Linked DNA regions of Mus musculus: region 1 is linked to region 2. The links are chromatin loops, found by intact Hi-C in ENCODE. Cell type or tissue: heart. All regions are shown on one strand.

Region 1 (4,000 bases), 80 kb after region 2:
CTGGGCTACAGCAAGAACCTGTCTCAAAAAACAATTGAACAAATTTAAAAAAAAAAAAAAAAAAAGGACTGTTAGGAAGCATAGAAAGAAGTGTCTCATACTTAACAGAGAATGTTTATTTACCAAAGCCTTTCAGTAACTATTGCAATTGCAGATAGAACAGTGCACGAATGCTTCCAGGAGCAAAACAAGAGCCCGTAACAACCATGGGTGGCAGTTACATCCTGTGTTGAAGAATTCAGCCAGTCCAACTCCACAAGAAAATCATCAATCAATCAGAGATCCAGAGCAGGAGTGAGAAAGCAACTCCAAATCCTAAAACTCAGTTCTTGTTGAGTGTGGAGTCCACACCTATAATCCCAGCTTTTAGGAATCTGGGGTAGGAAAATCACAAATTGAAACTCACCTGATCAACAGAGATCAAGTTTTAAAAAAAAAAAAAAAAAAGGCAAAAGTCAGTTCTCTTTAGGAACTAGAGATATGGGTCAGCAGTTTAAGAGTACCTGGCTACCCTTCCAGGGGACCCAGGGTTCAATTTCCAGCACCCACATGGTGTCTCACAACCGCATATAACTCCAATCCCAGGGAATCCAACACCTTTTCTGGCCTTCAAGGGTACTGCATGCAGGTGGGGAACAGATATCCATACAGAAAAAAAAATAACCATACACATAAAAACAAATAAATGTTCAAGACAGTATTTTTTAAATAAGCCAGTTCTATCTCAATACACCAACAATAAATAGTTACACCGCTGTGTTCTACTGTAGACTCAAAGAGCAATGCTGAAAAGACACTGGCCCCACAGAGTAGATTAGACATGTTCAAAGATAAAGTCATGCAGCCTGACTGTGTGTGTGTATGTTGGCACACATGCAGAGGTCAAATAATAACTTACAGGAATTGCTTCTCTCTCTCCTTCCACCACTAGTTCCAAGGCCAGGCTCCCAGGCTTGTGAAGCAAGCACTTTAACCCACCAAGCCTCAATCTGGCCGAAGCAGATTTCTTGAGCCAGACTAAGACAATCTTTTTTTTTTTTTTTTTTTTTTTTTTTTTTGGTTTTTCAAGACAGGGTTTCTCTGTTTAGCCCTGGCTGTACTCACTCTGTAGACTATGCTGGCCTTGAACTCAGAAATCTGCCTGCCTCTGCCTCCCAAGTGCTGGGATTAAAGGTGTATGCCACCACGCCCGGCTAAGAAAATCTTAAAGAACAAAGGTGAAGAATTTAAAATATCAGATCTCAAGACAACTTCTGCAGTCATCCAGTCATTTGTGTAAAGATGGCAAAGATACCACTGGAGCAGAAGAGCTTTCTACCACTGAGACACACCCTAGCTCAAGTCAAGACTAGCTGATGAGGACACAATAAATATTACTTTGGGTTTGGTGGGGATTTGATTTTTTATTTTTAAAGACAGTTCACTCTGTAGCCCTAGCTAGCCTAGAACTTACTATATAGACTAGGCTGGCCTCAATCTCACAGAGATTCACCTGGGTGCTGGAATTAAAGATATATACCACCAGCCTGGCCTACATATGTGTATGGATTAATACACATTAATTACACATGTGTATGGATGTTTCGCCTGCATGTATAGCTATGTACCTATGTGCCTAGTGTCATTAGAGGCCAAAGGAAGGTGTGAGATAGAAAGTGATGAGTTGCCATATGGGTGCTGGGAATTAAACTTAGGTCCTCTAGAATGTCAGCAAGTGCTCTTAATCACTGAGCCAACTCTCCAGCCTCTACATTAAATATTCTTGGGCTAGAAAGATGGCTCAGCAGTTAATGGCTAGGCTCACAACCAAAACTAAATATTCTTGGAGGGTGGGAGGAACCAAGATCAATCAATTGAGTTACATTAAAATTTAAAACTTCAGGCTGAAGAGATGGCTCAGCGATTAAGAGCACTGACTGCTCTTCTGAAGGTCCTAGTTCAAATCCCAGCAACCACATGGTGGCTCACAACCATCCGTAATGAGATGTAATGCCCTCTTCTGCTGTGTCTGAAGACAGCTACAGACTATTACACATAATAATAAATAAATCTTTAAAAAAAATTTTTTTAAACTTCTACTGAGGTGTGGTTGTGCACACCTTAATCTCAGCACTTAGAAGGCAGAAGCAGGTAGATCTTTGTAAGTTTGGGGCCAGCCTGGTTTACAAAGGGAGTTTGAGGACAGCCAGAGCTATGTAGAGAAACCATGTCTTAAAATCAACCAAACAAACAAACAAACAAATCTTCTATACATATATGTACAGAGAATGTATAAAGAACTTCAAATCAGGGGGTGGAGAGATGGCTCAGAGGTTTAGAGCACTAGCTGCTCTTCCAGAGGTCTGGAGTTCAATTCCCAGCAACCATATATATGGTGGTTCATTAACCATCCACAATGAGATCTGGTGCCCTCTTCTGGCCTGCAAGCTTACATGTAGATAGACTACTGTATTCATATTAAATAAAGAAAGAAATCTTAAAGAAAAAACCTTCAAATTAGAAATAGACAATCCAATCAACAAACAAGAACTAAAAGCTTGCTCGGCGCTCCCTCATGTACCTGCAGAGAAGCTGCTGCACACTTCTCTGCAGGTGGCTGCAGTCAAGAAGCCATCTCTCCACCTGGAGCTCTACAGCACATAACAACAGTTCCTCATACTGAGGGTGACCATGTGGTTGTACCAACTGTCACCACAACCACTTTTGGCAGCAACTCCTGAGGCTGGTGTCCACTACAATTCCACTCCTTAGAACACTCCAACAGAAACACACACAGCTAGTTCTGCACCTCCCAAATGCAAAAGTATCCTAGGAAGATTAGGACCAGGGTCAGCCTCAGGGGTCCTGACTGCAGAAGGAACAGGCAGGGCCCATCTACACAAGTGCTGCAGGGCAAGTAAAGGTGGATCTCACAAGTCCAGGGAATGGTGAAAAGACAAAACATACAGATTTCCTATAGAAAGTCAAGCATGCGCAAAGGAACCAGTAGTGAAGAGCTGGACCACATTAGAATGGAGGACAGTCACTGATGGCAGGAAGCAGGAGAGTTTTCACAGGAGGCATGGTCCTATCCATACCTTGATCCAAGCTCCCCAAGCATTAACTGGAGAGCTGGCTGAGGCACACACTTGTGGCCTGTGCAGTCCTCATGCATGCTCCAATGTAAGTACACTGACTGAACATACATGCCCATCTGGTCACATTTTTAGCTACCAGAGGACCCTGATTCCAGGAAGTGAATTATCTAGAACAAGTTTACTCTGTGACACTAGACTCGGGTCAGATATGATGTAACTGTGGACACAAGCATGTCCTACATTTGATGAGGCACTGCAGAGCAGCAAGCCAGCACAACCTAGCAACAGGTGAGACAGTTCTCACTGCCTGAAACTCACTACCCACAACACCCACCAGCTCTGCCTCCCCTGTGCCTGTTCTTTCCAAAAACCTCAATGTTGACCAGCCACTGATGCAGAGTTGAGCTGCAACAAACCCAAGTGTAGAGTAGAGCAAGTAGGACTCATGACCTCCTGAAAGCCTCTTGAGTATGAGGCAACGGAATCTGACCTAATTAACCTGCTCATTCCTAAGACTCCAGGAAGAAAAGACAACTCTCTAGTCACCAAACAAAACCCCTCAGCACACAACACTAACACCAAATTACTGTTTCTAAAAAGGACATTCAAACATTTAGTCCCATCTCATAGAACTGACTTTACAGCTGAGAGATGCATCAAGGCACTCATTACTGACTTGCTAACTGATATCTGCAGACACACCACAAGAGCGTAAGTGCAGATTCCTTGAGCACCAAGGAGACGCCCATCATGAACCAGTAAAGTGGGCTGTCAGCAGGAATCTAAGCAACCCCTGCTCCACATGCCTGCCTCTCACCTTGGGCTTTGCTGGCTATACTGCCTTCTCCTTCCTATACCACTTAACTCCAAAAGAGGAGGCTCTAGCATACCAATCTAAATGTGATACTAAGGACACAGTAGGT
Region 2 (4,000 bases):
GCTCAGTGGCAAGTGTCCTTTGCCCACTGAGCCTTCTCATCTAAATGCTCAAATGTTTTTTGGTTCCTCAAAAGATAACCACCAGAAAACCAACAAGAACCTGTATGGCAGCATATAAACTAGAACCCAGCACTCAGGGCGCTGAGGTGGAGGCTGTAGAGTTTGAGGCTAGCCTGGACTACAGAATGAGACCCTGCCAAGAAGCAAACACGTGACAGGATGACCTGTGGAAGAAGAATGGTTTTCAAATAATGGATTCCGAATATATAAAGAGCACTTACTAATCATTAGTTAAAAAGATAGCTAACCTGTTTAATAACAAAGATGCCAGGCACAGTGATAGGGGACTGGGGGAATGACACTTAAACATAGGAGCTCAATGGAAGGATCTCATCTCAAAACAAACAAAAAAGGAAACGGAGGAAAAAGGCAGGGCTGGAGCTCATGGGTGGAATACAAGCTTTGTGTGTTCGAGGCTCTGTACTTGATCCCCAGCAAATGGGATGTGGGGGGTGCTGGCAATGTGGGAGGAGGGCTGAGAGGAGAGCTAATCAGGGGAAATTCGAGGCTAAGATATCCAGTTTCGTTCTTTTCTAAAGGACAGAGCAGAGCGGCCCAGCTTGATAGTGTGTGCCCACAGCCTATAATCCCAACACTCAGGAGGCAGGAGGATGGCTGCAAGTGTAGGGGGCATGCTGGTGTACGTAGTGAGTTTCCGGTTAATCAAAGCTATAGAGATCCGTCTCAAATGCATCCCAACCACCACCAAAAAGGGAGTGGGAGGGAGGAGTAGAAAGAGAGACACATACAGACAGACAGACTCCAGGTTTGTTCCTAGGCTGGCCAGAACTCCTTGGTCTTAAGGTCCTCTGCTTCAGCATTCCCAGCCACTGGGACCATGGGCATGCACATTCTATGTAGATCTCTGAGAAGGCCAAAACTGTTTGTGGTGATGGCTGTACAACTCTGAATACATCGATAACCACTGAACCCTTCAATCGGGTGATCACGTGTAGGGTGAAATATCAATAAAGCTGATAGAAATCAGACGGGGACAGAGAAAGCCACTCAGCCCCACACAGCCAGCACGAAGCTCAGTCAGAGAGGACCTAGTCACAGGATGGAGGAATCCACCATCTTGAGGCCCTGAACCTGATACCTATAGCGCAGCGGAGCAAAGGTGGCTGGGTCAGGAGTTGTTATGGAAAGGGCAACCCCCACCCCATGCCTATGGAGGCCAGTGCACAGACGGAGTAGGCTAGCCTGCCCAGGACTCCATTAAGAGACAAGCTGGTAGGCAGACACGACCATGCCCAGGACAAAGACCAGGGGCACAAGGAGGTAAGGATGCTCAGGACGGTGCGGAGTTATGCCAGGTGCCTTCCCGACTAACAGGTCAAAGTCTGAAGGGCCAATTAAATTCCCTGGCATTTTACAAGGTGTTAAAGGCATAACTGTCATAAGCCCTCAATTAAAGGTCAGCTCTAGGGCCAGGGCTAAAGTTGGGTGGAGAAGCTGTCTAGCAAGGCCCAGGGTGCTCTGGAGACCTAGTACCACAATCAGTTCTTCAACCCCACCTCTGCACTCTTCTACATCTGAAGCTCCCACAAAAGCTGCTTCTCCCTCCTTCAAACTTCTGGTGACAACCTTCTCAGTCAAACAGAGAAGCAGTGTTGACTCAGGGCCTGAACTGGTGACTCACTCTGGGTGAGCCAGCAGAGGCCTGACCCCTGGTGGACGCTGGGGGAGGGGGGTGGGGGGTGGGCTGTAAGTTCTGACTGTGAGGGTCTACTGGGTGGTGAGGACTTACTGGAGCTTGGGCTACTTACTGGCAAGGCCCAGGCAGTGCAGCCAGGGCAAACCACTAGGAAGGGCTAAAGCCTCTGCTTGCTTCACTGGGCACAACAGGGAATTCCTTCTCCCTGGCCACAAGTCCCCATCCCTCACACGGACCAAGAGGAAACAAAGGAACATACCAGGCCCAAACACCTCTGCAGTGACTGGGCACACACCCAGGAGGAGGGGCGGCTGGATTCCAGGCTCCTTAGCTCCAGGAAGCAAGCTAGGCGCTTGGATTTCCATTGACCCCATTGCAAATTTCCCTCAGGTGCCCAGGCCTTTCCTCAGATGTTGGCCTCTCAGCCCAGTCCTGAGGACTAGAGACCAATGCTGGAACCCGGCTGCTCAGCCTTACCAACTTCCTACAGGTCCTTGGACCCTCATAATTCCACTGGGTTCTGGAACCCCAGGCTCCCCAGGCCCACCAGCTTCCCCCAGGCCCTCATCATTCCACTAGATTCTAGAAGCAAAGTCCCCTTACCCCCACCAGCATCTCCCAGGCCTCAGGTCTACATTCTTTTCCCAGGTTCTGGTACTCTGACTACCACAGACCCATAATTATGCACTCTGACCTAGAACACCCCAAACCGACTTAGCACTTCATCCTGGGTTCCTGCTCTGAAACCCCACCCCTTTCTTTATGTCCAAAATTCCTAGGGCCTGTGTCCTAGGGCCCGCCCCCTCAGAGCCAGACCGGCTGTGCACCCCTAGCTACTCCACAAATGACGGGATGAACGGCTCAGCATTGGTGTCCGAAACCTCCGATCCTTGCCCAATACCCGGGGCTCCGACGTCCCCATCCAGACCCTGCGACCCGGGACTTTGAGCCTCCAATCCTGGCCCTACACCCCGAATCCCGAATCCCAGCGCCACACCACAACCCCAACCCCCCGATTTCGGACCCACACCGCGAACCCTTGGCCTTGACTCTGCACCCCGGTTCCCCCTCCTAGCACTGCACTCCAACCCCCGATCCTAGCCCTGCAGCCCGGGTCCCGACGCCCGACCCCAGCCACACACCCCAAGTCACAATCCCGGCCCCACACCGCGAACACCGGGTTTTGGCCTGGAATCCTGACTCAGGGGTCCCAGCCCTACACTCCGAGGCCTCGACCAACAGATCCTGGCCCTGCACCCCTGGGCCCCGACCCTGCCCCGCACTCGGATCACCTGGGCCCAGTCCAGACCCTGTACCCCAACCTCCCGTCCAGGCCCGGCACCCTGACAACTCATCATCCCACACCCTTCCTGTCCCCCAGCAGCTCTCTAGGACGCCCATCCCCCGCTCACCGCACCAGCAGGGTCCACCAGGCTCCCGCCGCGCCCCGCCGCTCCCTGTGCCCGCTCACTTCCGGTTCCGCGGAGGCGGGGCCGCATCCGGGGCCACGCAAGATCCCGCCCTATTCCAGGCCGTCCCCGCCCCGTATTCCTGTTAGCTGATCAAGAAAGCAGGATACACAGTTCCAGGACTCATAGGCAGCTCGGCCGCCAGTCAGCTGCGGAGATCCGATTTAGAAACACCCGTCAAGCCCTGTCCAACACACATTCACCCTCAACCCAGCTTCCAACCATGTATCCACCCTGCAACTCTCTACCCACGCATGGATCTACACAGCATCATTCACTCCCCTGTCAATCTTCTACCCACCAATCCACCAATCTGTCCTTCTGCCCATCTACCCATACACCCACTCATCTAGCCATACATCTGTTCATCCATTCTTCCATCTATCTGCTTCCTATTGTGATCAAAAAACTGAACCCTGTCTCGAAAAACAAACAAAACAAAACAAAACAAAAAGAACTGATCAAATACAGCTTGGGGAGAAAACTGCTTATTTGGCTCATAAATTATAGTCCATCACTGAGGGAAGGAAGTTAGAACAGGAACTCAGGCAGGGCAGGAACTGAAACAGAGACTATGAAGGAGTGCTGCATACTGGCTTGCTCAGCCTTTCTTTCACATCCCAGGTCTACCAGTGTAAGGGTGGCAACCCACAACGGTGGGTTGGGCCCTTCTGAATCAATCAGTAACCAAGAAAATGCCCCCACAGACTAGCCTACAGGCCAGTCTGATGGCAATTCATCAACTGAGGTTTCCTCTTCCAAGATTACTCTAGTGTCAAGTTGACAAAAACTAACCAACATGTCACCTATACAC

What was found. Hi-C counts contacts between places; a loop is a spot of excess contacts. Peaks named below come from ENCODE experiments on the same cell type or tissue, not always from the same donor. Only the 100,000 strongest peaks of a DNase experiment are listed, where the experiment ranks them.
Region 1: a loop joins it to region 2, with 2.2 times the contacts of the local background. A loop is called at or near these places in 1 of 42 quality-filtered maps.

Annotation. Positions count from the first base shown.
Region 1 is chr7:144,547,693-144,551,692 of GRCm38, forward strand. All of the region lies in intron 2 of Ppfia1 (protein tyrosine phosphatase, receptor type, f polypeptide (PTPRF), interacting protein (liprin), alpha 1), which reads right to left. Among named protein-coding and RNA genes, the nearest start is that of Ppfia1, 4.0 kb to the right of the region's middle. In heart, a CTCF peak has its summit at 2,412 (motif pointing left); no DNase peak of the experiment used is centred here.
Region 2 is chr7:144,467,560-144,471,559 of GRCm38, forward strand. Cttn (cortactin) reads right to left here and starts at 3,376. Exons shown (of 18, transcript NM_007803.5): 1 at 3,130-3,376. In heart, a CTCF peak has its summit at 1,815; DNase peaks (open chromatin) are centred at 2,032 and 3,222; H3K4me3 peaks cover 2,739 bases; H3K27ac peaks cover 2,376 bases.